Linked DNA regions of Homo sapiens: regions 2, 3, 4, 5 and 6 are each linked to region 1. A link is a contact called in ENCODE Hi-C or POLR2A ChIA-PET data. All regions are on one chromosome and are shown on one strand. The core of a region is the stretch at or near the end of the contact, and the rest is flanking DNA. Distances in the headings are between cores, read along the strand shown.

What was found. Hi-C counts contacts between places; a loop is a spot of excess contacts on that map. ChIA-PET counts read pairs that join two places held with the same protein, here RNA polymerase II (POLR2A). Pooled maps may share reads with other maps.
Region 2: a pooled map shows a loop between it and region 1 (21-fold over the local background). The contact joins the promoter of GMEB1 here to the promoter of PPP1R8 in region 1. A Hi-C loop is called at or near these places in 8 of 50 pooled maps. POLR2A ChIA-PET finds 5 or more read pairs at or near these places in 2 of 52 experiments (B cell and WTC11).
Region 3: a loop to region 1 is called in a map of gastrocnemius medialis, with 7 times the contacts of the local background. The contact joins the promoter of SLC9A1 here to the promoter of PPP1R8 in region 1. A Hi-C loop is called at or near these places in 1 of 168 maps with a recorded cell type or tissue (gastrocnemius medialis), 1 of 37 single-sample maps with no recorded cell type and 5 of 50 pooled maps. POLR2A ChIA-PET finds 5 or more read pairs at or near these places in 1 of 52 experiments (HEK293T).
Region 4: a loop to region 1 is called in a map of CD8-positive, alpha-beta T cell, with 7 times the contacts of the local background. The contact joins the promoter of SNHG3 here to the promoter of PPP1R8 in region 1. A Hi-C loop is called at or near these places in 2 of 168 maps with a recorded cell type or tissue (CD8-positive, alpha-beta T cell and naive thymus-derived CD4-positive, alpha-beta T cell), 2 of 37 single-sample maps with no recorded cell type and 8 of 50 pooled maps. POLR2A ChIA-PET finds 5 or more read pairs at or near these places in 6 of 52 experiments (AG04450, Caco-2, H1 and 3 more).
Region 5: a loop to region 1 is called in a map of naive thymus-derived CD4-positive, alpha-beta T cell, with 4 times the contacts of the local background. The contact joins the promoter of WDTC1-DT here to the promoter of PPP1R8 in region 1. A Hi-C loop is called at or near these places in 1 of 168 maps with a recorded cell type or tissue (naive thymus-derived CD4-positive, alpha-beta T cell) and 8 of 50 pooled maps. POLR2A ChIA-PET finds 5 or more read pairs at or near these places in 1 of 52 experiments (activated naive CD4-positive, alpha-beta T cell).
Region 6: a pooled map shows a loop between it and region 1 (5-fold over the local background). The contact joins the promoter of PHACTR4 here to the promoter of PPP1R8 in region 1. A Hi-C loop is called at or near these places in 6 of 50 pooled maps. POLR2A ChIA-PET finds 5 or more read pairs at or near these places in 5 of 52 experiments (Caco-2, H1, OCI-LY7 and 2 more).

What each region holds. Positions count from the first base shown.
Region 1 is chr1:27,828,470-27,833,423 of GRCh38, reverse strand. PPP1R8 (protein phosphatase 1 regulatory subunit 8) reads right to left here and starts at 2,642. Exons shown (of 7, transcript NM_014110.5): 1 at 2,533-2,642; 2 at 608-668. The coding sequence starts at 2,588. LOC124903885 (a long non-coding RNA gene) reads left to right here and starts at 1,641. Exons shown (of 2, transcript XR_007065562.1): 1 at 1,641-2,675; 2 at 4,603-4,954. RefSeq lists enhancers at 1,593-2,377, 2,335-2,504, 2,378-3,163 and a silencer at 2,635-2,714.
Region 2 is chr1:28,666,446-28,671,399 of GRCh38, reverse strand. GMEB1 (glucocorticoid modulatory element binding protein 1) reads right to left here and starts at 2,616. Exons shown (of 10, transcript NM_001319674.2): 1 at 2,561-2,616. RefSeq lists enhancers at 1,375-1,434, 1,485-1,534 and silencers at 2,065-2,354, 2,365-2,474, 2,505-2,644.
Region 3 is chr1:27,152,758-27,157,711 of GRCh38, reverse strand. SLC9A1 (solute carrier family 9 member A1) reads left to right here and starts at 2,587. Exons shown (of 12, transcript NM_003047.5): 1 at 2,587-3,729. The coding sequence starts at 3,378. It overlaps LOC102723760 (a long non-coding RNA gene), which reads right to left and starts at 151. Exons shown (of 3, transcript XR_426674.4): 1 at 86-151. RefSeq lists an enhancer at 1,193-1,692 and a silencer at 2,638-2,867.
Region 4 is chr1:28,503,092-28,508,045 of GRCh38, reverse strand. SNHG3 (small nucleolar RNA host gene 3) reads right to left here and starts at 2,103. Exons shown (of 4, transcript NR_036473.1): 1 at 1,962-2,103; 2 at 1,719-1,826. It overlaps RCC1 (regulator of chromosome condensation 1), which reads right to left and starts at 2,003. Exons shown (of 13, transcript NM_001381865.2): 1 at 1,962-2,003. It overlaps SNORA73A (small nucleolar RNA, H/ACA box 73A), which reads right to left and starts at 681; the gene lies at 475-681. RefSeq lists enhancers at 1-703, 895-1,189.
Region 5 is chr1:27,231,842-27,236,795 of GRCh38, reverse strand. WDTC1-DT (WDTC1 divergent transcript) reads left to right here and starts at 2,367. Exons shown (of 3, transcript XR_947117.2): 1 at 2,367-2,534; 2 at 3,194-3,351. WDTC1 (WD and tetratricopeptide repeats 1) reads right to left here and starts at 2,164. Exons shown (of 16, transcript NM_001276252.2): 1 at 1,845-2,164. RefSeq lists silencers at 1,485-1,534, 1,695-1,744, 1,935-2,084, 2,285-2,344.
Region 6 is chr1:28,367,044-28,371,997 of GRCh38, reverse strand. It overlaps PHACTR4 (phosphatase and actin regulator 4), which reads right to left and starts at 2,258. Exons shown (of 14, transcript NM_001048183.3): 1 at 2,173-2,258. RefSeq lists a silencer at 1,885-2,104 and enhancers at 2,186-2,480, 2,131-3,086.

The DNA of each region.
Region 1 (4,954 bases), core at 1,393-3,892:
TTGGTGTGATTCTGTCTCTCCCACTGGATGACTTGAGGACAGAAATTATGTTGGTTTTGCTTACTGCTGCAATCTGTATGCCAAGCACAGTAACTGGCACATAGTAAACACTCAATACATGTTTTGAAAGAATCAATTAATGAATTTCACCACAATTCCATTATCTTTTTGAGTAAATGTCTTAGTTTACCATACTTCTTATAAGGAGTTGGGCCTGAATGTCTTAAAATTAACTTAGAAGTTAAACTCAATATATATCATTCACTTTCTTCAGTTACTGCATACCTTGCACGGTTTACACAACTCCATGTACTCAGGGAGAGGGAATTAACCAAGCTAACAGGGCTTCCAGTTTGACTGGGGCCCACAGGACCCATGACCTATTAAAACCCTTCATTTGAGAGAAGTCACAAAAAATTGAGTGTCTGTGGTAGACATAAGCTTTAAATGTGTGATGTCACCATGTGCTTTTAACAGAAAAAAAAAATCAGGATGAAAGAAAGTAGCATTGCTGGAAAACAAAGCACAGGAGAGGGGGTGGAAAAGTGAGTCACTGGCAAAAATCTTTAGTGTGGCAGCCAAAAAAGTAAGACATGTATTTCCATACCTCAATTAGTTTGTCTCCTTTGACTACATCCAGATGTAAACCGGGAGGGGGCTTACCTGCCCTGAAAAATAAAAATAGAAAAAAGCATTTTCAGGATGGGTTTATAAATGCTATTTACAACCATTGTCCCATTCAACATTGCAGCTCTCCTACCAGCCTATAATTAGTTCATGTTCAAGCAGAAATGTCATCCACTTCACTGTTATTACAGCTCCATTCTACGTTTGACACTTACTTCCCTAGTGATTCAATTGCTCTGCAACAGATTTTAGTAGATCTGTATTTAGAGCAGCACCAAGAAACCTATATTTTAACACTGGATCTTCACCTCAGAGAAAGAACTGCATAGAGAGTGCAAGTACGATAGCTGGGGTGGTCTAGTCACCTGGAGTTTGAATCTGAAATCCACCCCTACTCCAATATCATATAAAGACCGAATAAATTAGTTGCTGTTTGGGGCTCATCAAGATTAGTCTCATCACAGAGTAAGCAAAGAGTACTGTCCTGAGCTCTGAAACCAAATCAGAGGTGCATAATTAGGGAACTAGGGCAATTCAAAATCATGCCCCATGAAACCAGGTACCAAATGAATATGTTACCCTTGAAACAGGTCTTTCTACAACAGCATGATTAGGGGACGTTTCCTCTATATCCTACAGCCATACCATTCAAGGGAGACTCATATGTCAAAGCACCTAACGGTGCCTGGTACCTACCAGATCCTAAGGAAAGGGTAGGTGATCTCAAAAACAGTGCTTTCTAACTATGTTTGCTATCTCGGCCCAAATTTGAAATCAATACAGCGAGGGATCAAAATGGATACAGAATTTGTAGACTGAAGCAACTACTACAAAAGTGCAAAGCGATCCAGAAAATAGCCACACATTTGCTTGCTTTTTGGGTTTGCTAATTTGAAGTTAGAAAAAAGAACCACCTCACTAGAACCTTTAGATTTGCACATGAAAAAACGTATCCTTGTCTAGCTAACTGAAGATTCAACACAGTCATCTCACAATCCTGCCCCAACCCCTCCTCTATGGAAAGGACAATGCACCGGACAAAAGGCCATTTTGTCCAGGAAAAAGGAGGAATGTTACATCCAAAACATACTTTCTGAATTCCTACTATGTGCCTGACTCAGGCCTAGGAGCTGGGAATACAAAGATGCAGTCTTTGCCCTTGAGGATGGCAATACAACGGGAGACAGAGACAAGCAACAAACAATACACTGCGATGAGCTACAGCAGAAAAAAACTCTTAATTCAGAAGCGTTTCCTTGTAAGGTAATTCATATTTATTCAACTTGTACCCTACTCAAAGACCAAATTAAATTATTTCATTATTCCCAAGAACTTTCGAAGGGATAAAAAGGGTTCATGCCAACCATTACTAATGCCTACTAGTGCCACAGACTGGGAGCTCCCTGAGGGCAGGGATGGCGCTAACCTACCCTCGTATTCTCTGTGGCAGACAGACAAGTGCCGCACGAGGGATGCAGCAACCACAGAGGGATGCGGGGCTTGGAGGTAGGGTTGGGGCCGGGGCTGGCTCGAGCGCGCTCGGGACGTACAGGAAGGGGCCAGATGCGATGCTCCACGAGAGCACCAGGCACTCAGTCAAGAGTTGGGCGTAAGTTCGGGCCAAGGCCTCGAAGCGCTCCGGCGACTGGCTAATCGCTCAAAGGGGCTGCCTAAGTGAGCGCCTTTGAGCCCCCAACCCCGGGTTTCTTCAGTTCCTGGGCCTGGGCTCCAGGCTCTCGGTTCTTCAACACGTCGCCCGGCCCGGTGCAGCAAACAGTTTTTCCTCAACCATTCCGGGGTTTCTGAGCCGTTCGGCTCGCAGCAGAAAAGTAAAAAAAGAGCCGCCCTTCCAGCCCAGGCTAGCTCCGGCCGGGCCACTCTAGCCCTGGCCGCCCCGCCACTCACCAGGTTGGGCAGTCGAACAGCGGGAGGCTAGAGCCGGAGTTCGCGGCTGCCGCCATCTTGCGTCTCCCCCTCCCATTTGGCGCGCCCTAAGCACGCCGGGAAACTGGAAGACCGAGAAGGGAAAAGCGGCATCCCAGCAGCCTGTGCGTACGCACGCTCACGCACGCCCGTACGGGGGGCGGTGCTTCTAGTGGGGACAGAGGAGCTTTTGGGATTTTTTTTTTTTCAGCGTTTGTGCGAGTTGGCCGTCTCTGGAAGTCTCCAGTGGTTAGGGTTTTCCTTGGCCAGGAGGTGTCAAAGGAAAAGGGGCTTTGTAGGGAGGGGAGTCAGTCTTTCCCTACGTCCTCCTGCAAACGCTTCTTGGCTCTAAAATCTTGGGACTAAGCCGTGCGCGATGGCTCACGTCTGTAATCCCAGCACTTTCGGAGGCTGAGGCGGGCGGATCACTTGAGGTCGGGAGTTTGAGACCAGCCTGACCAACATGGTGAAACCCCGTCTCTACTAAAAATACAAAAATTAGTCGAGTGTAGTGGCACATGCCTGTAATCCCAGCTACTTGGGAGGCTAAGGCAGGAGAATCGCTTGCACTCGGGAGGCAGAGGTTGCAGTGAGCCGAGATCGCGCCATTGCACTCCAGCCTGGGCAACAGAGCGAGACTCCGTCTCAAAAAAAAAAAAAAAAAAAGTAAAGAAAGAAAAAATCTGGGGACTACATCCTCCTCCAGAGTTTAGGTTAAGACCGTCAGCCTTTTGCCCTCAAAGCGGAGAAGCTAAAGGGCAAAACTCGGAGATTGGAGTGATTATTGTTTCTCTTCAGCCCTTCTCCAAAAAGTGGCACCCTACTCACTTTTTTCTAATTCACGTTTAGGCCTGTAGATTGTCAGGGAATCTGCATTAGGGGTCACCTAGTCTGTTTATGAAAACTCTGGACAAGCAGGAGCCAGGAGCAGGTCCAGTCAGAAAGCAGGGGTCCAAATCATCACTGTGCTTGGCTCAAATGGTTAATTTTTTTAAAAAGGATTTTTTGCTTTTGGTTATAGGGCAAGGAAGCATAAGGATTGCTCGCTTGCCCTAGATCACCAGCTGGTTTTAAGAGACCATTAGCAGGGCCTCTGGTTTTTTATTTTTTATTTTTTTATTGATCATTCTTGGGTGTTTCTCGCAGAGGGGGATTTGGCAGGGTCATAGGACAATAGTGGAGGGAAGGTCAGCAGATAAACAAGTGAACAAAGGTCTCTGGTTTTCCTAGGCAGAGGACCCTGTGGCCTTCCGCAGTGTTTGTGTCCCTGGGTACTTGAGATTAGGGAGTGGTGATGACTCTTAATGAGCATGCTGCCTTCAAGCATCTGTTTAACAAAGCACATCTTGCACTGCCCTTTATCCATTTAACCCTGAGTGGAGAGAGCACAGGGTTGGGGGTAAGGTCATAGATCAACAGGATCCCAAGGCAGAAGAATTTTTCTTAGTACAGAACAAAATGAAAAGTCTCCCATGTCTACTTCTTTGTACACAGACACAGCAACCATCCGATTTCTCAATCTTTTCCCCACCTTTCCCCCTTTTCTATTCCACAAAACCGCCATTGTCATCATGGCCCGTTCTCAATGAGCTGTTGGGTACACCTCCCAGATGGGGTGGTGGCCGGGCAGAGGGGCTCCTCACTTCCCAGTAGGGGCGGCCGGGCAGAGGCGCCCCTCACCTCCTGGATGGGGCGGCTGGCCGGGCGGGGGCTGACCCCCCCCCCACCTCCCTCCTGGACGGGAGGGCCTCTGGTTTTAATGGCATTGTCTGTTCAGCAGTTACCTGGGCAAGTATGTATTTTATATGGATCATCTCACTTAATCCTGACAATACTCTTGAGTTAGGTATTATTATAATTCCAGAGGAGAGGCTTAGAGAGATTGAGTTACCCAGCTTCACCCTAGAACAAGTGGAGTGGGATCAAAAACCTAAACCTATATGATGCCGAAGGCCATGCTCATGAGTCACTATTCTCTCTTACACTTTGATGTTGGTATAATTATATTTATTATTAGCATGCAACTGATGCCCCTCTTTTTCACTTTTGTAGACGCGTTGGGAGGATTATCTGACCAGTTTTTCCTTTTTTAAATAAATCAATTGCTAAGTTCCTGTTCATCCAGAAAGAGGCACTGCTCAGCAAGTTGAGGAATCTATGATGAAAGTAGTTCTTTTCTTGCTTCCATGCTACTGGTTCTGTAGAAAATCAGCCTATTCAAAAGATTTTTGCCCTTGATGAAGTCTCCAGCCCTCAAGATTTAACTGCAATATAACTTAGAAGGAGTGAGAAGATCAAAAAAGTAACTGCAATATAACATTAACTTGGATTTTAAGATTATCAACTCTTAGGTAGACTGGAGAAACACCTTTTCCTCTGGCCTTTAAAGCACAATAAACTTATC
Region 2 (4,954 bases), core at 1,367-3,866, 840 kb before region 1:
CGCACCTGTAGTCCCAGCTACTCAGGAGGCTGAGCTGAGAGGATCGAGTTTGCAGTGAGCTGAGATCCCGCAATGCACTCTCACCTGGGCAACAGAGGGAAACTCTGTTCCCCCAAAAAAATAAAATAAAAAAGAAATTTCCACTCTAAACTACAGTTTTGTTTAAAACGGGGGGAAAAATCCAAGTTAAAACTTTATTATTACTTGAGGCCAAAACTCCTTGATATCCCCTTTATTTCTTCTCATGCATTCAGTGGGTGATCCATAGTGCTACAAGATGTAATGAGGTCAACAAGTAAATTATGCAGAAACACTGAGGGAAGTATCCAGAGGAGGTGAAATTCTAAGTCACAGACTGGAGACTATTATGTAGATGTTTGAGGGAGCGATGGGATAAGAGTTATTTGGAGTCATCCCGCTACAGTCCGGTGGACTTTGGCTTAGGGCAAGACCAAAATACTGCCCCCACAATAAACCCAATGAAGCTGAGTAGAAGCTACCTATACAATGTATTTGCTGAAGTAAATAGGAACCCAAAAAAAATCATTTAAGTAAGATATTAAATATACATCCTTGATATAAGGCTCTCAAATTAGGAGACGGTGCAACCATTGAATAAGTTTCCCCCGCCGGGCGCAGTGGCTCACGCCTGTAATACCAGCACTTTAGGAGGCCAACGCGGGCGAATCACAAGGTCAGGAGATCGAAACCATCCTGGCTAACATGGTGAAACCCCGTCTCTACTAAAAACACAAAAAAATTAGCCTGGTTGGGCCAGGCGCAGTGATTCACGCCTGTAATCCCAGTACTCTGGGAGGCTGAGGATGTGGGATCACCTGAGGTTGGGAGTTCGAGACCAGCCTGGCCAACATGGTGAAACCCCGTCTCTATTAAAAATACAAAAATTAGCTGGGTGTGGTGGCGGGCGCCTGTAGCCCCAGCTACTCGGGAGGGTGAGGCAGGAGAATCGCTTGAACCCAAGAGGCGGAGGTTGCAGTGAGCTGAGATCGCGCCATTGCACTCCAGTCTGGGCAACAGGAGTGAAACTCCGTCTCAAACAACAACAACAACAACAACAAAATTGGCTGGTGTGGTGGCACGCGCCTGTAGTCCCAGCTACTCGGGAGGCTGAGGCAGGAGAATCGTTTGAACCCAGGAGGCGGAAGTTGCAGTGAGCCACCACTCCAGCCTGGGCGATAGAGTGAGACTCCGTCTCAAAAAACAAATAAATAAATAAATAAATAAAAAGGGTCCCCAAATGCACTTTGGTAACTATTAGAAGAGGCAAGGAGGAAGAAGATAATCCCTCAAGACTAGAATTATGTCTGACAGTCTCTTTTCCTAAAACCCGTCTTGATTGGCCTAAACAGACACCAATCAAGGCCCCATCTGTGTCTACTAGGAAGTGGTTTTGAGATTTCTCTCATCTTGAGAGAATCCAGGGCTGCGCCTGCTCTGCTGTCTAGGTCAAGACTTCACCCTCTTGTCTTGTGGATCATCCTCCAAAGACCCTCGGGTTGAGATTTTGCCTTCATCTCTCCTGCCCCTCAATTAGATAACACCTGGCCAATTCCTGTCATTTCAGAAAGCGGGAACACCTTAAGCATCTTTCCTCAACGATCTCTGCTTCTCTCAAAAAGATAGGTTTCTCCATCCCCTGACCGAGCGGGTTACTTTGTTCTCCACCTAGACATCAAGAGGCACCTAGACACCTTCCATCCCCTCAGGTTTGGACGCTGCTCTTTCGTACTTCAGGAGGCTCTAGGAGTCTTCCTACCACGCGCTCATCTGTGGGGAGACCTGGGCCTGCTCACTTCCCCTTAGAGCTCCTCTTCCTTCCCTGCCTTTGGAAAAAACCTGCCCTTTTTTCCCTTGTTCTGAGTGGCCGAGGCCTCTACCGCGCCCCTCGGGATAAGCTGGACTCTGCTCTCCTCAGAAGAACCCACTCTGTACTCTTGCTCTCCCGCCAAGGCTCCGAGAGGGTCTCCTCCCAGGCGGGCATCCGGGCTTCCAGCACCTATCGTCCCCCTCCCACTGGGCAGGACCCAGGCCTCCAACCAGCTCCTCATCCAAGGGCCCGGTGCTCCCCGGACCCCGCCTTTGGGGATACCCCAGGCTCCCCGGACCCCTCGATGGGGTCCTGGGCGCCTGGCCCTCTCAGTCCGGAGTCACTCCGGCCCCTCCTGGCCCCTGAGCCGAGTACTTCCGGGCCCCTCGGTCCGGGGGCGCCGGGGCCCCCCCAGTGGTGGACTCGCCGGTTCCCGCCGCCCTGGTCTGGGGCCCGAGCCCCGGCGGCGCGGCCGGCTGCGCTGGGGGCGGCCCGGCGGCTCGGGCGGACCCAGCGGCAGCGTCCCCCCACCCCCCCGCGGCGCCGCGACGTCCGCTCGCTCCCCGGCGGCGGCGGCGGCACGCACAGGGCGTGGGGAGGCGCCCGCGGAGGCAGCAGCCCCCCGCCCCCTGCGCGCCCGCCCGCCCTCGCCGGCCGCCGCGCGGCCCCCGCGCCCGCCCCCCCGCCCCCACCCCACCCCGCGCCCGCGCGCCCACCCCTCCCCCTCCTCACCGTCTCCGTCGGGCGGGCGGGCGGCGAGCGGCCAGGGCGGGCAGGCGACGGAGCATGCGCAGAGGCCGCCACGGCAGCTACCGCCACCGCCGCCGCCAGGCCGGGCTTCAACACTTCCGGCCGCCGCCGCCGGAGAGCTGGCGCCTTAAAGGGGACGCGTCCCTATTGCCGGTCCCACCGAGGATTAACCTTAGCCAAGGGATTTGGGCCTTACCTAAGCAGAATTCTTTCGCCCTTGAAAATCAGTGTTGGAAAGGTCGCTAGAGACCCCAGTAACTCTCCTTCCCGCACTCATAGATGAGGAAAATAGGCCCTAAATGAAAGAATCACCTCAACCACAATTGAGGGCCAAGCTAGCTTTCTCGACTCCTCTGGAGGACTCTACTCCATTTACCTCCCCAAATCCTGTTTTATGAAGTTTACATCTTATCGGACCCTTCAAGTTACAATCCAGCTATCAGTTTGCAATCAGAAGATCTGCATAGATCAGTAACTGGTCACGAGTCCTTGAGCAAGCCCTAAGCATTGTCTGACCCGTGCCTGTTTGCCAAGTTTTTCCTGCTTGTGAGTTTCTGGGTTGAAGTCTTGACTCCCCTGCTGGAAGTGTAAACGACTCTGGAGGAATTTCTTGACAGCTCTAAACCTGTTTCCGATAAGACATAATGTGAGTGCTAAAGAAGGTGATACCTGCATGAAAAGTGCTTCAGAGAGTTCCTGGGGTCAGTAATAGTAATTAACAAGTATTAAGACCTTTATTTTTTATTTATTTATTTATTTTTTTAGACAGAGTCTTGCTCTTTGGCCAGGCTGGAGTGCAGTGGCGCGATCTCGGCTCACTGCAGCTTCAGCCTCCTGGGTTCAAGTGATTCTCCGGCCTCAGCCTCCCGAAGAGCTGGCACTAGAGGCGCGCGACACCACGCCCGGCAATTTTTTTTTTTTTTTGTATTTTAGTAAAGACAGGATTTCACCATGTTGGCCAGGATGGTCTCAATATCTGACCTCATGATCCACCCGCCTGGGCCTCCCAAAGAGCTGGGATTACAGGCGTGAGCCACCGCGCCCGGCCGTATTAAGACCTTTCTATGGCCAGGTGTGGTGGCTTACGCCTGTAATCCCACACTTTGGGAAGCCGAGGCGGACAGATCACTTGAGACCAGGAGTTCGAGACCAGCCTGGGCAACATGGTGAAACCCCGTCTCTACTAAAAATACAGAAATTAGCCGGGCGTCGTGGCACGCGCCTCTAGTCCCAGCTACTCAGAAGGCTGAGCCAGGAGAATCACTTGAACCCGGGAGGCGGAGGTTGCAGTGAGCCGAGATCAGGCCATTGCACTCCAGCCTGGGCAACAGAGTGAGACTCTATCTCAAAAAACAAACAAACAAAAAGACCTTTCTATGGCCTATGGCTTGGTGAAGATGCTTCTGTCTTGTATAATCCTCACAGCAACCCTACTAAGTAAGTTTCTCTTTTTTTTTTTTTTTGAGACGGAGTCTTGCTCTGTCGCCCAGGCCGGAGTGCAGTGGCGCAATCTCGGCTCACTGCAAGCTCCGCCTCCTGGGTTCACACCATTCTCCTGCCTCAGTCTCCTCAGTAGCTAGGACTACAGGCGTCCGCCACTACGCCTGGCTAATTTTTTTGTATTTTTTAGTAGAGACAGGGTTTCACCGTCTTAGCTAGGATGGTCTCGATCTCCTGACCTTGTGATCCGTCCGCCTCAGCCTCCCAAAGTGTTGAATTACAGGCGTGAGCCACCGCGCCCGGCCCTTCTTTTCTTTTCTTTCTTTTTTTCTTTTTTTTGGTGGGGGGGACCGGTCTGGGTTGATCTCCCAGGCTGAGTGCAGTGGCGGGATCTCGGCTCACTGCAGCCCCAGCCTCCAGTGCTCAAGCAGTCCTCCTGCCTCAGCCCCCGGAGTAGCTGGGACCACAAGCAGGAACCACCATGCCTGGCTAATTTTTACATTTTTAGTAGAAATGGGGTTTTACCATGTTGCCCACTCTGGTCTCTAACTCCTGGGCTCAAGCAATCCTCCTGCCTTGGCCTCCCAAAGTGCTGGGATTACAGGTGTGAGCCACCATAATTGTTTGTTTATTGATTGATTGATTTGGAGACGGAGTCTCGGTCTGTGCAGTGGTGCGATCTTGGCTGCCTCCCAGGTTAAAGCGATTCTCCTGCCTCAGCCTCCCGAGTAGCTGGGACTACAAGCACGAGCCACCACGCCTGGTTAATTTTTTGTATTTTTAGTAGAGACGGGGTTTCACCGTGTTGGCCAGGATGATCTCGATCTCTTGACCTCATGATCTGCTGCCTTGGCCTCCCAAAGTGCTGGGATTACAGGCATGAGCCATCGCGCCCAGCCAATTTTTGTATTTCTGGTAGAGACAGGGTTTCACCAT
Region 3 (4,954 bases), core at 1,338-3,837, 680 kb after region 1:
CCTGAGTTGCGGGGATTACAGGCATGAGCCACTGCTGCTAGCTTATTATTATTTTAATATATTTTTCCATGGAAGGATAGCATACCTAGAAAAAGGTGCACACATCTTGAGTCTTCAGTGAGTTATCACGAAACAACTACGTCGCTGTAACCTTTGTAGCTATCACCCAGTAAAGAAATAGAACATTACCAGCATTCTAGAAGCCCTCATTATGTCCACTTTATGCCCCCTCCCAATTCCTACCACCTCCTTCCTCCCTCTGGCTTATCTCTGTGTTGCCAGAGCCCAGCACAAAGCCCTGTCAAGAGGCCCAGTAAACATTTGTTAAACTAAATTGAATCTCAAGTACTTGTGATGTGACCTTGAGCTAGACACTTTGACTGTTTTGGCCTTAATGTACTCTTCTGCAAAACAGGGACAGCATTTCAGTGATTTCTATACCTCCCAACCCTAGTTGTATATCAGAGCCTTTGAAAAAAATACTTTGGCACTACCCTGAAGTAATTGAATCTAAATCTCTGACGGTGGGTCCCCGAAAATGATATTTTACAAAAGATGATGATGATGATGATTACTATGATTGACAGGGTCTCCCTTTGTTGCCCAGGCTAGAGTGCTGTGGTGGATCATAGTTCACTGTAGTCTCAAACTCCTAGGTTCAAATGATACTCCTGCCTCAGCCTCCCAAGCAGCTAGGACTACCAAGCACAGCTAATTTTATCAGACAATGGTATTTATTTTTATTTATTTATTTTTTTTTGAGACAGAGTCTCGCTCTGTTGCCCAGGCTGGAGTACAGTGGTGCAATCTTGACTTACTGCAACCTCCGCCTCCTGGGTTCAAGTGATTCTCTTGCCTCAGCCTCCTGACTAGCTGGGATTACAGGCATGTGCCACCACGCCCGGCTAATTTTTTTTTTTTTTTTTTTTTTTTGAGACGGAGTCTCGTTCTGTCGCCCAGGCGGGAGTGCTGTGGCGCGATCTCCGCTCACTGCAAGCTCCGCCTTCCGGGTTCACGCCATTCTCCTGCCTCAGCCTCCCGAGTAGCTGGGACTACAGGCGCCCGCCACTGCGCCCGGCTAATTTTTTGTATTTTTAGTAGAGACCGGGTTTCACCGTGGTCTCGATCTCCTGACCTCGTGATCCGCCCGCCTCGGCCTCCCAAAGTGCTGGGATTACAGGCGTCAGCCACTACGCCCGGCCTAGACAATGGTATTTTAAAAAAGCTTTCCAGTGATTCCATTGTACAGCCATGATCCCTTGAACCTCACCAATTTCAACCAAACTATAGGTTCAAATTTAAGTTCCACTACTTAAAGCATGCCACTGTTGTGGGTTGAATTGTGTCCCGGCAAAAGAAGTTGAAGTCCTAATGCCCAGTGCCTATGAAGATGGACTAATTAGGATGCAGTCTTTGAAGATGTTCAGGTTAAGATGAGGTAATTACGTTGGATTTCTAATCCAATGACTGGTGTCCTTATAAAAAGGGGAAATCTGGCTGGGGGTTGTGGCTTACCCCTGTAATCCCAGCACTTTGGGAGGCCGAGGCGGGTGGATCACCTGAGGTCAGGAGTTCGAGACCAGCCTGACCAACATGGTGAAACCCCATCTCTACTAAAAATACAAAAATTAGCTGGACGTGGTGGTGGGTGCCAGTAATCCCAGCTACTCTGGAGGCTGAGGCAGGAGAATCGCTTGAATCCAGGAGGCAGAGGTTGCATTGAGCTGAGATGGCGCCACCGCACTCCAGCCTGGGCAACAAGAGCCAGACTCTATCTCAAAAAAAATAAAAATAAAAATAAAGTGTGGGCGGGGAATCTGGACGCAGAGACAGAGACACCAGGAGAACTCCATGGAATACCAGATAGTCCTAACAAACCACTGGAAGGTAGGAGAAAGGCATGGGACAGATTCTCCCTCATAGCTCTCAGCTGAAACCAACCCTGCCAACACCTAGATCCGACCTCCAGCCTCCAGAACTGTGAGACAATCAATTTCTGTTGTTGCAGCCACCCAGTTTGGGGTGATACTTTGTTACGGCAGCCCTAGTAAGCAATACAACTACTTGCATAGTAGCCAGGGGACTCTCTTCACCTGTTTCCTCATCTGTAAAAGTGGAATTGTAATAATGTGCCAGGGTGCATTCCAAATAGTTTACACGGATTGTCTCAGTCATTACATCATCCCTCTGACATAGTCACTATTACTGTCTCTACTTAACAGATGAGAAAGTTGTGAAACAGGTTAAGTAACTTGCTCAAGGTCACACGGTAACTAAATACATAAACTAATAATACATTCTTCACAGGATTATTCGAAAGCCCTTATGAGACTGCAGATGTGGACGTGAAATCGTTTTGTAAGTAGTCGGCATTTTACTCGCGTTAGTGAGGTTCTCTGTATATTCAGGACTTTTTTTTTTTTTTTTTTTTGTCATCTCTGACTCTCCTTCCTCTTCCTACGCGATACTTCTTTCCCTCGGCGACAGGGGCCGCTGCGCTGGGCGGGTGCCGACGGTCTCTCTAGCCCGCCGCACCGGCTGCTCGCTGGTGCCTATAAGTGACAGCGCCGGGCTCAGCTAGGCTTCAGTCTGCTGCCGCCGGGGCCGGGGCTAGGGTTAGTTCTGGAGCTGGACCAGGAGGAGCTGCAGCTGGGCCGGGGCGGAGCGCCGCGTCGCGCCAGGGCCGCGAGGAGGGGCGTGTTGCTGCTGGCCCACCGCGAGCCGCCCCCAGCCCGCGCCGAGGCGCCTTCCCGCCAGGCCGCCTGCCTTCCGCCTCTTTCCATTTCCCCGGAATCTCAGCCCGGCGCGCCTGGACCCCTGCCCCTCTCTGGGTGGAGAAGCTCCCGGCCGCTTCCCGGTTTCACTCCTTCTCAGCCTGGGCTCCCAGCCCCCTCTCTCCTTTTCCTGGACTGGCTCTCACCCCCTTCGGTCCCCTTCCTTTAGCTCAGGCTCCCTACCCCTTCCTTTAGCCCACAGCCCAGAGTCCCAGCTCCTCAGTCACTTTCCTCAGCCAAAGGTCCCAGCCTTCCTTCTTCCTTTCCTTTGCACTATCCCTATCCTGCCCCTTCCTCTATCCCTAGGGCTCAGTTTCCCACATCCGTCCTCCCCCTTCCCAGGCCCGGAGTTCCAGACCTTTTGGTCTCCTTTCGTGGTCGTTCCTGGGTCCTTGCCCCCTTTCCCCACTTTGGAGTTCCAGATTGCAAACCCAGCCTCCCTCCACCCCCAGAAAATTGCTTCCATGGAAATGCCTCTCTAAAACATGAACTTTTCCTAGAGACTACGCCAGTCTCTCTTCCCACTTGCTGACCCTTTGCTACCTATGTGCCCGGTTTTACTCTCATTTGGGTAAGGTCGAGGCTGGCTCTGGAAGCAGCACCATGGTTCTGCGGTCTGGCATCTGTGGCCTCTCTCCACATCGGATCTTCCCTTCCTTACTCGTGGTGGTTGCTTTGGTGGGGCTGCTGCCTGTTCTCAGGAGCCATGGCCTCCAGCTCAGCCCAACTGCCAGCACCATTCGAAGCTCAGAGCCACCACGAGAACGCTCGATTGGGGATGTCACCACCGCTCCACCGGAGGTCACCCCAGAGAGCCGCCCTGTTAATCATTCCGTCACTGATCATGGCATGAAGCCGCGCAAGGCCTTTCCAGTCCTGGGCATCGACTACACACACGTGCGCACCCCCTTCGAGATCTCCCTCTGGATCCTTCTGGCCTGCCTCATGAAGATAGGTAAGTCCCGTTTGCTCCGATGCTGCGGCCGCCACCAGACTGGTGAGCTTCTTGCCTCATCTCGCACCATTTGAGGCTGTCCAGGAGTAAGGATCTGAACTACCCCCATAAAGTAGGCAGTCTCCATCCTGCCACCTTGGTCCTTCTCAGGCTCCAGTTCTGTGGCTTCTGATCTGTGATCTGAGGCTTCCCAAGATTGGAGCCAGCACTGTGCACAGAAGAGAGCAGGATTAGAGAATGGGATGCCTCTGATCCTAGGTCCCTTCAGTAAGGCTTCCACGACTGGCAAGTCTCCTCTGGCTGGGCCAGACCCCCAGGGGAGCCAGGCACCCCGCTGTGTGTGAGACAGAAAGGAGTGTCTTCTGGCGAGTGGCACATTCTGCTCTGTCAACAGCAACCAGTGCAATTTATGACAGGCTTCACTGGAGCGTGTTCCAGGATGGAGTATATTTCTACTTGGCCTGCTTGAGGAGTTTAAGCATAGTGGAGACCTGGGCACAGGAAACTTACAAGTGTGGTGGAACACAGGGGATCCCCATATTCCCACCTTTCCTTCATCTCCAGAATGTTATCTGTCAGCTTTGCTTGTCCAGGCTAGTTAGGAGCCCCTGAGTCAATTTCCGGCCCAGGAATGCCATACTTTATAGAATCTGTGGGACAAGGGGCCCTGGAAATTTCTGAAGTCTGTTTTGGAAGTGGAGGGAGAGTAGAGGAGGTTGAGGCTTGGTCTGACCCCAGCTCACCCCCAGGTCGCTGCCTGGCTGTGTCTCAGGGTGCTGTCTGGCCTGCTGCTCAATCAAGTAGATGAGGTAGATGGGGGAGCCTAGGGATGTTCAGGCCTGAAGAGACTTTGAAACCTTCTTTTGGGGAGAAGGAAACAGACAACTTATTTGCTCTCAGAGTATTGGTCTCCCTGCTAGGCCTGAGCACTCTGTTCTGCTGAGTGATTGGGGGAGCTTACTGGAGCCTACATTGCCCAGAAGTCCCTGAAAGTGGTGTTCAGGGGGACTTTGACAACTGCCTTTGCATTTTCAGCTTGCCCCCAGCTGGCTGTGGAAGGCATGAGGTCCTGGGACTCTGCTGTCCCCTCTGCCTGAGATTTGGGTTTGGGAATTTGGCAGGAAACCTTCCAGCTCTCCCAAGGACATGCAGGAGCTGAGCGGTGCTGCCGGGCTGGTGTGAGGCAGGCTCTGGGACATGCAGCGGGAGGGAAGTGGTGCCTCTA
Region 4 (4,954 bases), core at 854-3,353, 680 kb before region 1:
GGAGTACAGTGGCACTGGAGTATAGGTTTGAGTATAGGTCACTCCTGGGCTCCAGCGATTCTCCTTCCTCCAGCTACCTATCATCATGCCTGGCTACTTTTTAGCCAATTTTTCTTAAACATGTATTAAGACTTCAATCCAGCCAGGTGTGGTGGCTCACGCCTGTAATCCCAACATTTTGGGAGGCCAGAGGCTGGCGGATCACAAGGTCAGGAGTTTGAGACCAGCCTGACCAACATGGTGAAACCCTGTCTTTACTAAAAATACAAAAATTAGCCTGGCGTGGTGGCGGGGGCCTGTAATCCCAGCTACTCAGGAGGCCAAGGCAGGAGAATCACTTAGCATAATCACTTGAACCCGGGAGGCAGAGGCAATGGAGTGCGCCACTGCACTCCAGCCTGGGCAACAGAGCGACTCCATCTCCAAAAAAAAAAAAAAAAAAAAAGACTTCAATCCAGATTCAGTGCTCTAGAAGGCTGTTTCCTGCATGGTTTGTCTCCCCAGTAATTGTCGACAGGACTCTGGGAAGCTGTAGGAATATGCAGGCGCAGACACGAGGCCCAGCTTTATTTCCAACGTTGTGGAAAGGGACTTGTACATCATGGGGCAGAGCCCTATGCTCCCCTACGCCACTTGGACAGAGCCCGGGGAGAGTGACCTCCCGGGTGTATCCACGTTGGACAATCAGTGTAACGCATAAATTTACAGAATCCAATAGGAAACAATTTCATCCATTCATGTTACTACAGATCTTAAACAAGAAAGCAAACGAGTTTCCACCCTGTCCACAGTGGGGTGTTAAAAAAAAATCGGTTTCTAGACTGGTAACATGCATATTCAGCTATTCTAATTACTTTACAATAGGCGGTTAGTACTATGTGGAAGGTACCGCAGAAGCAAAGACAACAATTAGGCCCAGCTATCCTAAATTCAAATGAAACACGTGGACTTGTTAATTACCCCCAAATCGGCCAGGCACGATGGCTCACGCCTGTAATCCTAAAAATATAAAAATAAAAATGACCCAAATCACAAAAATACGAGAAAGCATAATTACGAAACGCAATGCTTCCAAATTATGAAAATCTTCGGCCTGGCGTGGCGGACCACAAGGTCAGGCGTTGGAGACCAGCCTGGCCAACATGGTGAAATCCCGTCTCTACTAAAAATACAAAAATAAGCCAGGCGCGGTGGTACACGCCTGTAGTCCCAGCTACTCGGGAGGCTGCGGCAGGAGAATTGCTTGAGCCCAGCAGGCGGAGGTTGCAGTGGTGCGATCAAATAAAAAGAAAAATTGAGAAAATTCTTAAAGGCAAATGAGGATCCAGAATAAAACTGTGTGCAATTATATTGAGAACGACAATGTGCCTACTATGAGGCAGTAAGATAAACAGTGGGGGTGGCGGTGCACCTTCAGAGGCTCGCTGGGTCGGGCGGCAGCCCTGCGGGTCCCGAGGTCTCCATGGCCCACTTCTGGCCCAGGCCCGTCTAACGCGTACTTTAGAGTTGGGACCGATGCCGCCTAAGACACCCATATATAGTTTTAAATTACATGATTTCCGGCCAGGCGCGGTGGCTCACGCCTGTAATCCCAGCACTTTGGAAGGCCGAGGGTGGTGGATCACCGGAAATCAGGAGTTCAAAACCAGCCTGACCAACATAGCGAAACCCCGTCTCCACTAAGAATACAAAAATTGGCCGGGCGTGGTGGCACGTGCCTGTAATCCCAGCTGCTGGAGAGGCTGAGGCACGAGAATCGCTTGAACCCGGCAGGCGGAGGTTGCAACGAGCACTGCAGTCCAGCCTGAGTGACAAACCGACTCCGTCTCAAAAAAAAAAAAAAAGTAAATAAATAAAATACTATATGATCTTCCTAGGGAAGCTCGGCTACTGATCTATAGCATTAGACCCACAACTCCGGTGGCAAGCATCTGATCACACTTACCAAGGATCACACTTACCAAGGAGAAGAAGCGACCACTGCGAATCTGTCTCCAAAAAGGAGAGAGAAAACGCGAAGCATCCTTTTTAAACCTTACGAAGTGCCCGGAAGTCCTGGAATGTCTATTGCGCGTGCGCAGAAGCATGCGCAGTTAGAGAATCAGAAACTCACTGAGGCTTCTGGGAATCTACTGCAGATTGAGCCCCACCCCTTCCTGGCTGGGAGGCCTCTCGCGGTAGTGGATCCTTCCCGCGGGACCTTGCTGGGGAATGTACGTTACAGAAATAGGTTTGTAGGTATGTAGCTGCAGAGGACGTTTACTTCTGTGCAATCACTGGACTCAGTCTGTAGGATATGCCCTTAGATAAACTGGCCAAAAAGTTTTTGGAAGAGTCGAACGCGGTGGCTCACGCCTGTGATTACAGCAGCTCTGAAGGCCGTGAGGGGCGGATCGCTTGAGGCCAGGAGTTCGAGACCGGCCTGGGCATCATGGCGAAACCCCGTCTCTACAAAAAATACAGAACATAAGCCAGGCATGGTGCCGCGCACCTCCAGTCCCAGCTACTCGGGAGGCTGAAGCATGAGAATCGTTTGAACCTGGGAGGCGGTGGTTGCAGTGAGCCGAGATCGCGCCGATGCACTCCATCCTGGTCGACAGAGCGAAACTCTCTCTCCAAATAAATAAGTAAAACGTTGGAATAATAAGAATGCAGAATGAAAAAAATACATATAGAGAAATACGGAGTATCAAAAGGAATTGAATCTGCTCTGTCACCTGTGAAAGAAATAATTTGATAAATGTGAAGGTAAATAAGATGAAAGTGCCCCTAGACGAATCAGATAAAAGTTTAAAAACTCCAGGCCTGGCCCGGATAAAAATAAATAAAAATAAAAAATAAAAAACTCCATTGCACAACAGTGTGAATGAATGTAATTAAAAGCACTGCCCTATACTCTTTCTTTTTTTTTCGAGATGGAGTTTTGCTCTGTCACCCAGGCTAGAGTGGAATGGCGCGGTCTCGGCTCACTGCAACCCCGGCCTCCCGGGTTCAAGCGATTCTCCTGCCTCGGCCTCCCCAGTAGCTGGGATTACAGGCGCCCGCCACCGTGCCTGGCTAATTTTTGTATTTTTAGCAAGACGGGGTTTCACCATCTTGGCCAGGCTGGTCTCGAACTCCTGACCTCAAGCAATCCACCCGCCTCGGCCTCCAAAGTGCTGAGATTACAGGCATGAGCCAGCGCACCTGGACTTTTTTTTTTTTTTTTTTTTTGAGACGGAGTCTCGCTCTGTCGCCCAGGCTGGAAGGAAGTGGTGTGATCTCGGCTCACTGCAACCTCCACCTCCCAGGTTCAACCAGTTCTCCTGCCTCAGCCTCCCGAGTAGCTGGGACTATAGGCATGCCACCATGCCCGGCTAATTTTTGTATTTTTAGTAGAGACCGGGTTTCACCATGTTGGCCAGGCTGCTCTCGAACTCCTCACCTCAAGTGATGCCCGCCTTGGCCTCCCAAAGTACTGGGATTACAGGCCTGAGCCACCACACCTGGCCCCCTATACATTTTAAACTAGTTAAAAATGGCAAGTTTTATGTATATTTTACCACACACAAAACCCTCTGAATATGAAGTAGGCAAGTAAAGAATGCTTACGATATATATACATAAGAAATGTTGCAAATATGATGGAATTTTTAGTGTGGTGTAAGGTGGAAAAACGTTGGCTAGAGAGACAGAGCTATCACAGCTGGGCTATCTTGAGTAGTAACGTTTATGGTGTTCCTCCTACATATTAGATTTTGTTCTGAATGCTTTATTACGTACATTATTTACTATCGCAGCAATTCTTTTTTTTTTTTTTTTTGAGATGGAGTCTTGCTCTGTTGCCCAGGCTGGAGTGCAGTGGCTCGATCTTGGCTCACTGCATTCTCTGCCTCCTGGGTTCAAGCAATTCTCCTGCCTCAGCCTCCCGAGTAGCTGGGACTGCAAGCAAGTGTCACCATGCCCCACCAATTTTTGTATTTTCAGTAGAGACGGGGTTTCACCATATTGGCCAGGGTGGTCTTGAACTCCTGACCACGTGATCTGCCCGCCTTGACCTCCCAAAGTGCTGGGATTACAGGCATGAGCCACCGTGCCCGGCCTACAAATTTTTTTTTTTTTTTAGATGAAGTCTCACTCTGTCCCCCAGGCTGGAGTGTAGTGGTGCGATCTCGGCTCACTGCAACCTCCGCCTCTCAGGTTCAAGCAATTCTCCTGCCTCAGCCTCCTGAGTAGCTGGGATTACAGGCGCCCGCCACCATGCCCAGCTAATTTTTGTATTTTTAGTAGAGACGGGTTTTCAGCATGTTGGTCAGGCTGGTCTTGAACCCCTGACCTCATGATCCACCTGCCTCGGCCTCCCAAAGTGCTGGGATTACAGGCTTGAGCCACTGCGCCCGACCCCGGCCTACAAAATTTTAAAAAAAATGTTAGCTGAGTGTAGTGGCACATTCCTGTAATCCTAGCTACTTATGAGGTGTGAGGATCACCTGAGCCCAGGAGATGGAGGCTGCAGTGAGTCGTGATCATGCCACTGCACTCCAGCCTGGGCAACAGAGCAAGAACCTATCTCAAAAAAAAAAAAAAAAAAAAAAAAAAAAGACATTTCTGATGTAGGGTTTGTCGTCCCACTGGAATTGCAAGGTAAGAGAAGAACTTGAGGATACCAGAGTTTCAGGCTTAGGAGGCTGAACATACTATGGTCTCTAACCTTGATAAGTGGAAATGCAGGCAGTGGGGGAGGAGTAATGTCCACATTGGAGTATATACGAGTTACCTGAGTAACATCTGGTTGTATATAAGTCCAAAGAGCAATTAGATATATGGGGTTGGGCTTCCTGTAAGAAATCTGAGTTGGTGATAAAATATTTAGAAGTTGTAAGAATTAGCATGGTGGCTAAAGTCGTCTTGGAAGAATGAGGAGAGTGATGGGAAGACATGAAACCCCAGCATTTATTTTATTTTGAGACAAGAT
Region 5 (4,954 bases), core at 1,118-3,617, 600 kb after region 1:
CCAAGTCATAGTCTAGATCTTCCTTAGCAGTTGGCCCAAGATCCACAAATGTTTGGCAGTGGGCTTCAAGATTTTCAGTTGTCTTTCCAGATCCTAAAGTCTAGGTGTGCAAAAACACCCTACATAAGATGCCCAATGAGTCAATACTGAACTCCTCCCGGCTAAAAAAAACTGTCAATTGTATGAAACTGGTAAATAGTTGTTAACATCATCATCATAATATTTACACGTGTTCTCTCTTTCCCTCGTGACCCTCAATGAAGGTGTCCCAGGCAGAAATATGGGCTACTGCTCAATTATTCGGCAGAGTTGATCCAAAAGCACTGTTCCTTCAAATTGAGATAAGACTCGAACAGAAGTGCTCCCATATAGGTCAAAAAAGGAAAGGAGAGCAGGACTCCAGCCTTAAAGCAGCATGATCACAAACTATGACGGAAAAGGTCATTTCCCACCTGCCAACGAAATACAACAACCTACAATGAAGAAACCTCAGTAAGTCTCAGACTTGGCCCAAAGGAGCCCAACTAGTTACTCCCTGGTCTGTTACAGAGGATCTGGCTATTACACTCAACAGCAAAAATTCAATTCAATCCCGCTAAAGATATAAGAATCACAAGGAAGAATAAGCCAGAACTCAAGACAGAAATAGCATTAAGTAGTTCCTTCAGTACAGTGAGCAGAAGCTGGCCACTCAACGACTCTAAAAGACACAGAAAAGCTTAGTAGGGACCACTGGGCATACCGGTGTCCTAGGTGGGGATTTCGTAACGTCTTTGAGTCAGAAGCTGCCCTCAAAATAGTTTCTTCTCAAAACGGTTTCAGGCTTTGTTAGAAAGGGAAGACTTCACTGCCACTTTACCCAGATCATCTACCCCATCCTTGGAATGAATGGGGAAGCTTCAGCCACCCTACCAGGCTCCTAAAATCACCAACTTGAGAGAAAAACTATAACGTTGCTCTACCAGTACTTCAGGAGGTTAAAGAAAGTCACAGAAGAAAAGAACTCTGGGGAAAACAGTCAAATTCGGCTATTAAGACATTAGTTACAGGCCCCTGTACCTCTCCTCTAGAAACCCTGGGAGTACACCCGCAGAGGAGAGAGAGCCCAAGCCACCAAGCAAAGTCAACCAATCTGGCAAAGGGGCGTCCCACTGCGGCTTTCAGTCCAAGAAGTGGATCCTGCTGGTTCGCAGTCTCTCTTCTATCTCCTCACTTCCTATTTACCCTTTGAAGTGGGTACTGAATAGCCCGTTCCCAAGCAGAGGCCCTTTGTATACGGGGTGCTACAGTCGCCTGGTGGAAACACCTTGGCAGAGTTGTTTGGTGCCAGGATGGGCCACTGAAGGCATCTGCTGTGGACACACACACACACACACACACACACACACACACACACACACAGAAAGAGAGAGAGAAAAACAGAAAGAGAGAGAGCGAGAAGCTAAGAGGGCAGGTCAGGTCGGCGTTGCCCTCCCAGCACTTACACCTGCCCCTTCTTCCTGACTCCGGCGCCAGATCAGATGTCAAACAAAAACTCCGCAAAAAAGTCCCATGATGGAATGACTTCCACCTCTCCCTCCGCAGAGCCTCCCCGGACTCCCACAGCCTCCCCCCGCGTCCCGACCAAACCCTCCGCCCCCACCCCGCCCCCGGACCACTCTGCCCTCCGCCCCGGCGAGGCCTGGCCCCTCTCGGGACACCCGGGGCCCCGAGGCGGGTAGGCTCAGGCCCCCAGGCCGGCAGGGCTGGAGCCGGCCCAGAGCGGGCGGCCCGTTCACCGGGGCTGCGGGAGCCGGTCCCCGCCTCGGCGCCCGCGGAGGGCAGGGGGCGGCGGTGACCCGTACCTGTCAGGTCTCTTCCCCCGACCGGCAGCGGCGCAACTTCAGGAGCCCATGTCCGTCCGGGGGGGGCGGCCCCTCTCCCGGGAAGGGGGGCGCGGATCCCGGGGAGGGGGCTGGGGGGCTCGAGCAGTTCTAGCCCCTTCCCATGCTCCCCGCCCGGCGCCTGGCCGGGGCCGGACAGCGCCTCCGCCCGCCCCTGCGCACCGCCTCACACCCGCGCTCACACACACTCACACTCCCTCGCGCGCTCTCACACACGCACTCCCCTCCCTCCTCCTCCTCTGTTTATCTCCTCCAGCTGTCTGGGGACCCAGGAGAAGCCCAGCAACGCGCCTGCGCCACGCAGTCTCCGCCTCCGCCCTGCGCCTCGCAGCCGGCGGGTACGCTACGAAGACTGCGCCCGGCCGCTTCCAGAATGGCTAGCCGGGCCCCCCCACTTACCCCCCCGCGCCCGGTCAACGTCTGCTGCCGGCGGCGCCCACTAACCTGCTAGTGGGGGAGCCCCGCACCGCCGTGGCCAATGGGCTTCGCCGCTTGCGGGACCGGCAGCCAGTGGGCGGGCGGGAAAGCTGGGCTAAGCCCTGGGGCACCCTGGGAGTCGTAGTTTTTCGCCGTCGAGGAGTTCCTGCAGAGCGGGCTCACCCCGCCCGGTTGCCATTAGTTACCCGGACGCACCTCCCACCCCACCACCGGGTAAAACGCTCCTCACACCGCTTCTGGGACACCCGCCCACACGCTCGCCCACTGAACCCCAGGTCCCCTCACAGCCCCTTAAGAGCTCCTAAGACTTCCTCTCAGCCCCCGAATTCTGGGACCTCTCAGGCTAGGGCCCCGGGGGGCTCCTCAGCCCACTCCTTCCTGCTCTGGGGGGCTGCTGAAGTGGCACAGTCCTCACTGACGTCTCCTGGGCCTTAAGGAAGAGAATGAAAGAGAATCGGGCCTACGCTGAGTAGCCTGGAGAGGAGTCAGCCACACACACTCTGGGTGCCCTCGGGGTGATGGGAGCGACTAGGTCCATCTGACCCTAGCGGAGTCACTGCTGCTCCCACCTCTGAGGAAGAGACGCAGTTCCAGCCTTGTGGAGTCCCGGGTCTGATGGAGGAGAGACCCTCCTCTTTATTAAGGAAGTTCCCAAGGTGACAAGGGTGGCACTAAGCCTATCTTCTTAAGGCAGAGACCAGGCCCCACCCGTGAAACCTCAAGTCAGAAAGGGAAGACGTGTCACCTTCTGACAAAGGAAACTTGTCACCCATAGGGTGCCATTTGTCAGATACTAACAATAATTCACTTTTATTCGCACTGGATTGGGTACAGTCTCTTAGCTAGGTACTATTGCTGTCTGTGTTTTGCAGAAAAGGAAAGCTGAAGCAGAAAGGCTAAAAGCAACTTGCCCCCGGGGTCCTGATAAGTTGGCAAATTGGGAATTAGACCCAGATCTGCCTGACACCAGAGTCTGAGCCTTTTAACACTGCCTGTCTTTCCTGTGAAAACCAGACAGCACCCGCTCTCAGTAAGGACTGAATATATGTATTTGGCATTTATAGTGTTTATCACTCCATGTGTCGCTTGTTTTTTTTTTTTTTTTTTTTTTTTTTTTCCAATTCTGCTCACATCATGAGTACGAATTTGTCTGTGAATACCTGAATACTCCCAGAGACAAAGGTAGTATTCTAATTGCTGGTGATTTCTCCGCAAGGGAGATTTCTCCCCATTTAGAGGAGTAAGAACCTATCCTTGTGAAACCGCTCACAAAGCCTTTTATGCCTTTCTCCTAAAAATATTGTGGGTCATTCCCCCTGAACTCTCCACCACAGCTGTTCTACTGAATATAAAAAATCATAGACTTTGGGACTAGAAGAAAGCTTTGAGATCATCTATCTGCAGCTCCCCAGGTTCAGGCTGCAACCTTGGTTAGGGTCATTGGGTTAATTAAACTGAATAATATCTAACATTTATTGAATACTTACCATGGGAGATAAGTGCTACTAGTGAATTAAGAAATACTCCCGGGCTGGGCGCGGTGGCTCACGCCTGTAATCCCAGCACTTTGGGAGGCAGAGGCGGGCGGATCACGAGATCAGGAGATAGAGACCACCTGGCTAACACGGTGAAACCCCATCTCTACTAAAAATACAAAAAAATTAGCCGGGCGTGATGGTGGGCGCCTGTAGAACCAGCTACTCGGGAGGCTGAGGCAGGAGAATGGCGTGAACCCGGGAGGCGCAGCTTGCAGTGAGCCGAGATCGCGTCACTGCACTCCAGCCTGGGCGACAGAGCGAGACTCCGTCTCAAAAAAAAAAAAAAAAAAAAAAGTAAAAGAAAAAGAAACACTCCCGGCCGGGCGCGGTGGCTCACGCCTGTAATACCAGCACTTTGGGAGGCCAAGGGCGGGTGGATCGCCTGAGGTCGGGAGTTCAAGACCAGCCTGGCCAGCATGGTGAAACCCCGTCTCTACTAAAAATACAAAAATTAGCCGGGCGTGGTGGCGCGTGCCTGTAATCCCAGCTACTCAGGAGGCTGAGGCAGGAGAATCACTTGAATCCTAGAGGCGAAGGTTGCAGTGAGCCGAGGTCGTGCCACTGCACTCCAGCCTGAGCAACAGAGAGAGACTCCATCTCAAAAAAAGAAAAAAGAAAAGAAAGAAAGACAGACTCCCACAATCACATAGCTAGGAAGTGGTACAGTTGGGATTAAAGCCTACACTATTCAAATCCAGAACCCTCATTTTTAAATCATTTTAGCATCCTGTGTTTTTGGCAGAGACCACCCCCCCCCCCACTTTTTTCTTCTTTTTTTGAGACAGAGTCTTGCTCTGTCGCCCAGGCTGGAGTGCAGTGGGGCAATCTCTGCTCACTGCAAGCTCTGCCTCCCGGGTTCACACCATTCTCCTGCCTAAGCCTCCCGAGTAGCTGGGACTACAGGCGCCCGCCACCAGTTTGTCATTTCATTTAGTACAGACGGGGTTTCACCGTACTAGCCAGGATAGTCTCGATCTCCTGACCTCGTGATCCACCCGCCTCTGCCTCCCAAAGTGCTGTCACTACAGACATGAGCCACCGCGCCCGGCCAGAGAACCCCCATTTTAAAGTCTTGTTTAATGCTGGCAAGGTCAC
Region 6 (4,954 bases), core at 1,009-3,508, 540 kb before region 1:
AGGCAGGAGAATCGCTTGAAACCAGGAGGAAGAGGTTGCAGTGAGCCAAGATCACGCCACTGCACAGCCTGAGCAACAGAGCAAGACTCTATCTCAAAAAACAAATACAGTATTCTTTATCTTAAGGTTTAATACCAGCACTTTGGGAGGGAGGATCACTTGAGCCCAGGAGTCCAAGACCAGCCTGGGCAACAGAGTGGGACCCCAATCAATACAAAAATTTTTTTAAAAATTTTTTTAATTAGCTGCGCTGGTGGCCTGTGTCTGTTGTCCCAGCTACTCTGGAGGCAGAGGCTTGAGCCCAGGAGGAGGTCCAGGCTGCAGTGAGCAGTGCTCAACTCACTGCACTCCAGCCTGGGAAACCCAGCGAGACCCTATTTCAAAAAATAAATACATAAAAATTGGCCAGGCACGGTGGCTCACGCTTGTAATCCCAGCACTTTGGGAGACCGAGGCGGGTGGATCACCTGAGGTTAGGAGTTCAAGGCCAGCCTGGCTAACATGGTGAAACCTTGTTTCTACCAAAAATACAAAAACTAGCTGGGCATGGTGGCACACACCTGTAATCCCAGCTACTCAGGAGGCTGAGGCAGGAGAATCGCTTCAACCTGGGAAGTGGAGGTTGCAGTGAGCCAAGATCGTGCCATTGCATTCCAGCCTGGGTAACAAAGTGAGATTGTCTCAAAATAAATAAATAAATATAAATAAATTAAATTAAATAGTCGGGCACAGTGGCTCATGCCTCTAGTCCCAGGCATCTGGGAGCCTCTGGTGGAAGGATGGCTTAAGCCAAGAAGTTCGAGGCTACAGTGAACTAGGAGCTCTCCACTGTACTCAAGCTTCAGCAACCAAGCTAGACTCTTGTCTCTTAAATGAAACAAACAAACAAATTTTACCTTAAGCTGATTCTAGCAATGCAGTCTTCCAACAGGAGGACATACACAGTTACCATTATCTAGCCAAATTTGATCGAATCCACAATCCACGCAGTTCCGCGGTTTCCGGTAAGAATCTACCACACCTCATCCCCTAAACTGGCTTCATTTCTAAACGGGCTTCATTCCTTTTTTTTTTAAGATGGGGTCTTGCTGTGTTGCCCAGGCTGGTCGCGAACTTCTGGCCTCAAGCGATTCTCCTGCCTCAGCCTCCAGAATAGTTGGCATTACAGGCGCGCGCCACCACGCCCGAAATTCATTTCTTTAATTTGGCGAAAAAGTAAGTGACTTCTAGAAGCCACTGGGTTTCTGGTTCCTCTATAAAGCAAATTCTTCCACTGAAGGACTTTTTCCTTCCACTGTTTGTTTTAAAAAGAACAAGAAAAGGAAGAGGTTGGAAGGAGCGAGGAGCTGAGTGTCCGAATGAAGCACTGGAGGGTTTTTTTTTTTTGCAAGCAATCAGTGATGCCCTGTAAGTCACTCTCCTCCGAGATTTGGGAGGTGCGTGAACTGCCATTCTACCATTCACCACTGGTTCTTTGGTCCACCGATCACAGATGTGAGCTGCACAGACATCGCAGCAAATTCGATGCCTTCCCGGTTTCCCGGAGCCGGGGTGTAGAGGGTGGGAGAGAGGGGTCGCTTCTTTTCCTTAATCTCATCTCTCCACCAAGAAAAACGTCGGGAGTTTCGTGCCCTGAAGCCGCCCAGGCTGATGTTTGAAAGTTAAATAATAACCTCCAGGTTTTTACAGAAACTCCGCCTGGCTCCGAAGCCCCCGTTCTGCCCAGCAGGGGTGCAGAGGTCTGAGGCAGGACGGTTTTGAAAAATGTACTTTGACCCGATCCGGTTACTGTAACCGGATCCCCAGGGAGCAGTCCCTGTTGGGGACCGGGGGAACAGGCTCCCCCGTGGCGGAGACTCCATGCACGGACACAAAGGGGGAGCAACGCAGCCCAGACAAAAGGGCCCAGCCAAGTCTCGGGGGGCGGAGAGGGCGAGCCTGCGCGGGCCCTGCCTCAGGCGGAGAAGCCCGGGTTGGACCGTTGTGGGAGGGCCGAGGAGGGAGGCGGCGGCCCCGCCCCGCCCTGGCCCGAAGCGACGGCGACCCGGGCCGTTACCTTCTGCCCGGACCGGGACCCTCTCGCAGAGCCAAGAAAGGGGCCGCAGCCTGAGAGGAGGCCGCAGCCTGATACTGAGCGCGTCCTGCTCACTTTCCCTTGCTCGCTGAACTTACCCAGATCTCCGCCGCCGCCTCCTCAGCCTCCACAGCAGCCTCTCCCGGAAATCCTACCTGGCCCGTTGGCCGCCAGGCAGCAGCCGGAGCCCTTGGCCCCCGGGGAGGGGGAAAAAGGGAGCCGGCTGGACAGTGTAGGGTAGGACGTGCCGCCGCGGAGGCTTACGGGACTTGTAGTCCCCAGCAGGGGCCGGTTGCCCGGCAAGCTGAACAAAATGGCGGGAAGCGTGCGTCCTTTCTCTCCGGGCGGTCGTCCTCCTTACGACCTCTCTGGGCATGCGCTGGCCGCTCTGCGCACCTTGTGTGTAAAAGAACTTGGGCACCTTTCCTGGTACTATGGGAGGCAAAGGTCTTTGGGCTTGGGAGGACAGGGTTCAATACTGGGCTCCAGGCAGTACCCAAAAAGGGAACTGATACAAGAGTGTTGTTTGAGAAAACTGTATCCCTGACTGGCCAAATTTCAATCATAACCTCCCCAAAGGAAAAACTATTTATTGAGGACCAATTTGAAGTGCAAAAAACGTACAAGCAAGTTATCTACCCTCAGTGTTGTGCGTAAGAAACCCAGGAATCATTCTGGACACTTCCCTCAAGCCATTAAGTCCAGTCATTCTACATCCCCAGTATTTTAATTCATTTCGATATCCTTCACTACTATCACCTAGTGAAAGCCACCATCACTTCTCTCCAAGTCTCAGTAGTTTCAGGCCCTAGGCTATCACCCTCCGAAAACCTTCCTTGCTGCTGCCAGAGGACCCTTCTAAATGCAAACCCATTGTATCACACAACCTAAATTAGACCTACATGTAAAACTTGAAGCTACGGCACATCTAGAGGACATTCCAGGAGAAAAATCGATGTGACTTTTCAAATACACTATCCATAAAATTAAAAAAATTGGCCAGGCGCGGTGGCGCATGCCTGTAATCCCAGCTACTCAGGAGGCTGAGGCAGGAGAATCGCTTGAACCCAGGAGGCGGAGGTTGCAGTGAGCCGAGATCTTGCCATTGCAGTCCAGCCTGGGCGACAGAGCAAGACTCCGTCGCAAAACAAACAAACAAACAAACAAACAAATTATCCGGGGCCTAGTGCCAAGCTCCTGTAGTCCCAGCTACGTGGGAGGCTGAGGTGAGATGATCACTTGAGCCTGGGGGGTCGAGATCGCACCAGTGCACTCCAGCCTGGGCAGCAGAGCAAGACCCTGTCTCAATAGAAAAAGAAAAAAGAAGAAAAAAAAATTGGCCGGGTGCAGTGGCTCACACCTCTCATCCCAGCACTTTGGGAGGCTAAGGCGGGAGGATCCCTTGAGCCCTGGAGTTTGAGACCAGCCTGCCAGCCTGGGCAACAGAGTGAGGCCCCATCTCTACAAAAACAATTTTAAAAATTAGCTGGGCATGATGGAACGTGCCTGTAGTCCCAGGTACTCAGGAGGCTGAAATAGGAGGATTATTTGAGCTGGGGAGGTCCAGGCTGCAATGAGCTGTGATGGTGTCGCTACACTCCAGCCTGGACGACAGAGGGAGACCTTGTCTCAAAAAAATATTTAAAATATATTTATTGGCCTGGCACGGTGGCTCACGCCTGTAATCCCAGCACTTTGTGAGGTTGAGGCTGGTAGATCACCTGAGGTCAGGAGTTCGAGACCAGCCTCTCCAAAATGGTGAAACCACATCTCTACTAAAAATACAAAAATTGGCCGGGCACGGTGGCTCACACTTGTAATCCCAGCACTTTGGGAGGCTGAGGCGGGCGGGTCACGAGGTCAGGATATCGAGACCATCCTGGCTAACGCAATGAAACCCTGTCTCTACTAAAAATACAAAAAATTAGCCGGGCGTGGTGGAGGGCGCGTGTAGTCCCAGCAACTCGGGAGGCTGAGGCAGGAGAATGGCGTGAACCCGGGAGGCAGAGCTTGCAGTGATCTGAGATCGCGCCACTGCACTCCAGCCTGGGCAACAGAGCGAGATCCCGTCTTAAAAAAAAAAAATACAAAAATTTATTGGGCGTGATGGCCCACCCCTGTAATCCCAGCTACTCAGGAGGGTGAGGCAGGAGAAGCGCTTGAACCCAGGAGGCGGAGGTTTCAGGGAGCCGAGATCGCACCATTGCACTCCAGCCTGGGTTACAAGAGGGAAACTCAGTCTCAAAAATAAAATTAAAAAATATATTTTTTTAAATTAATAGGCTACACATGATAACTCATGCCTGTAATTCCAGCACTCTGGAAGGCCAAGGCTGGAGGGCTGGTTGAGACCATGGGTTCAAGACCAGCCTGGGCAACACAGTGAGACTCCATCTCTAAAATATAAATAAATAAATTTTAAAAAGAAAAAAATTGCCGGGCGTGGTGGCTCACGCCTGTAATCCTAGCACTTTGGGAGGCCGAGGCAGGTGGATCACAAAGTCAGGAGATTGAGACCATCCTGGCTAACACGGTGAAACCCCATCTCTACTAAAAATACAAAAAATTAGCTGGGCGCGATGGCGGGCTCCTGTAGTCCCAGCTACTCGGGAGGCTGAGGCAGGAGAATGGCGTGAACCCGGGAGGCAGAGCTTGCAAGTGAGCCGAGATCTTGCCACTGCACTCCAGCCTGGGCAACAGAGCGAGACTCCGTCTCAAAAAAAAAAAAAAGAAAAGAAAAGAAAAGAAAAAAATTGAATAAATTGTATATCATCAAAATTTCAAACTTTAGTCAAGACTGTTATGAAAATAAAGATAAAACCGGGCGCGGTGGCTCACGCCTGTAATCCCAGCACTTTGGGAGTCCGAGGTGGGCAGATC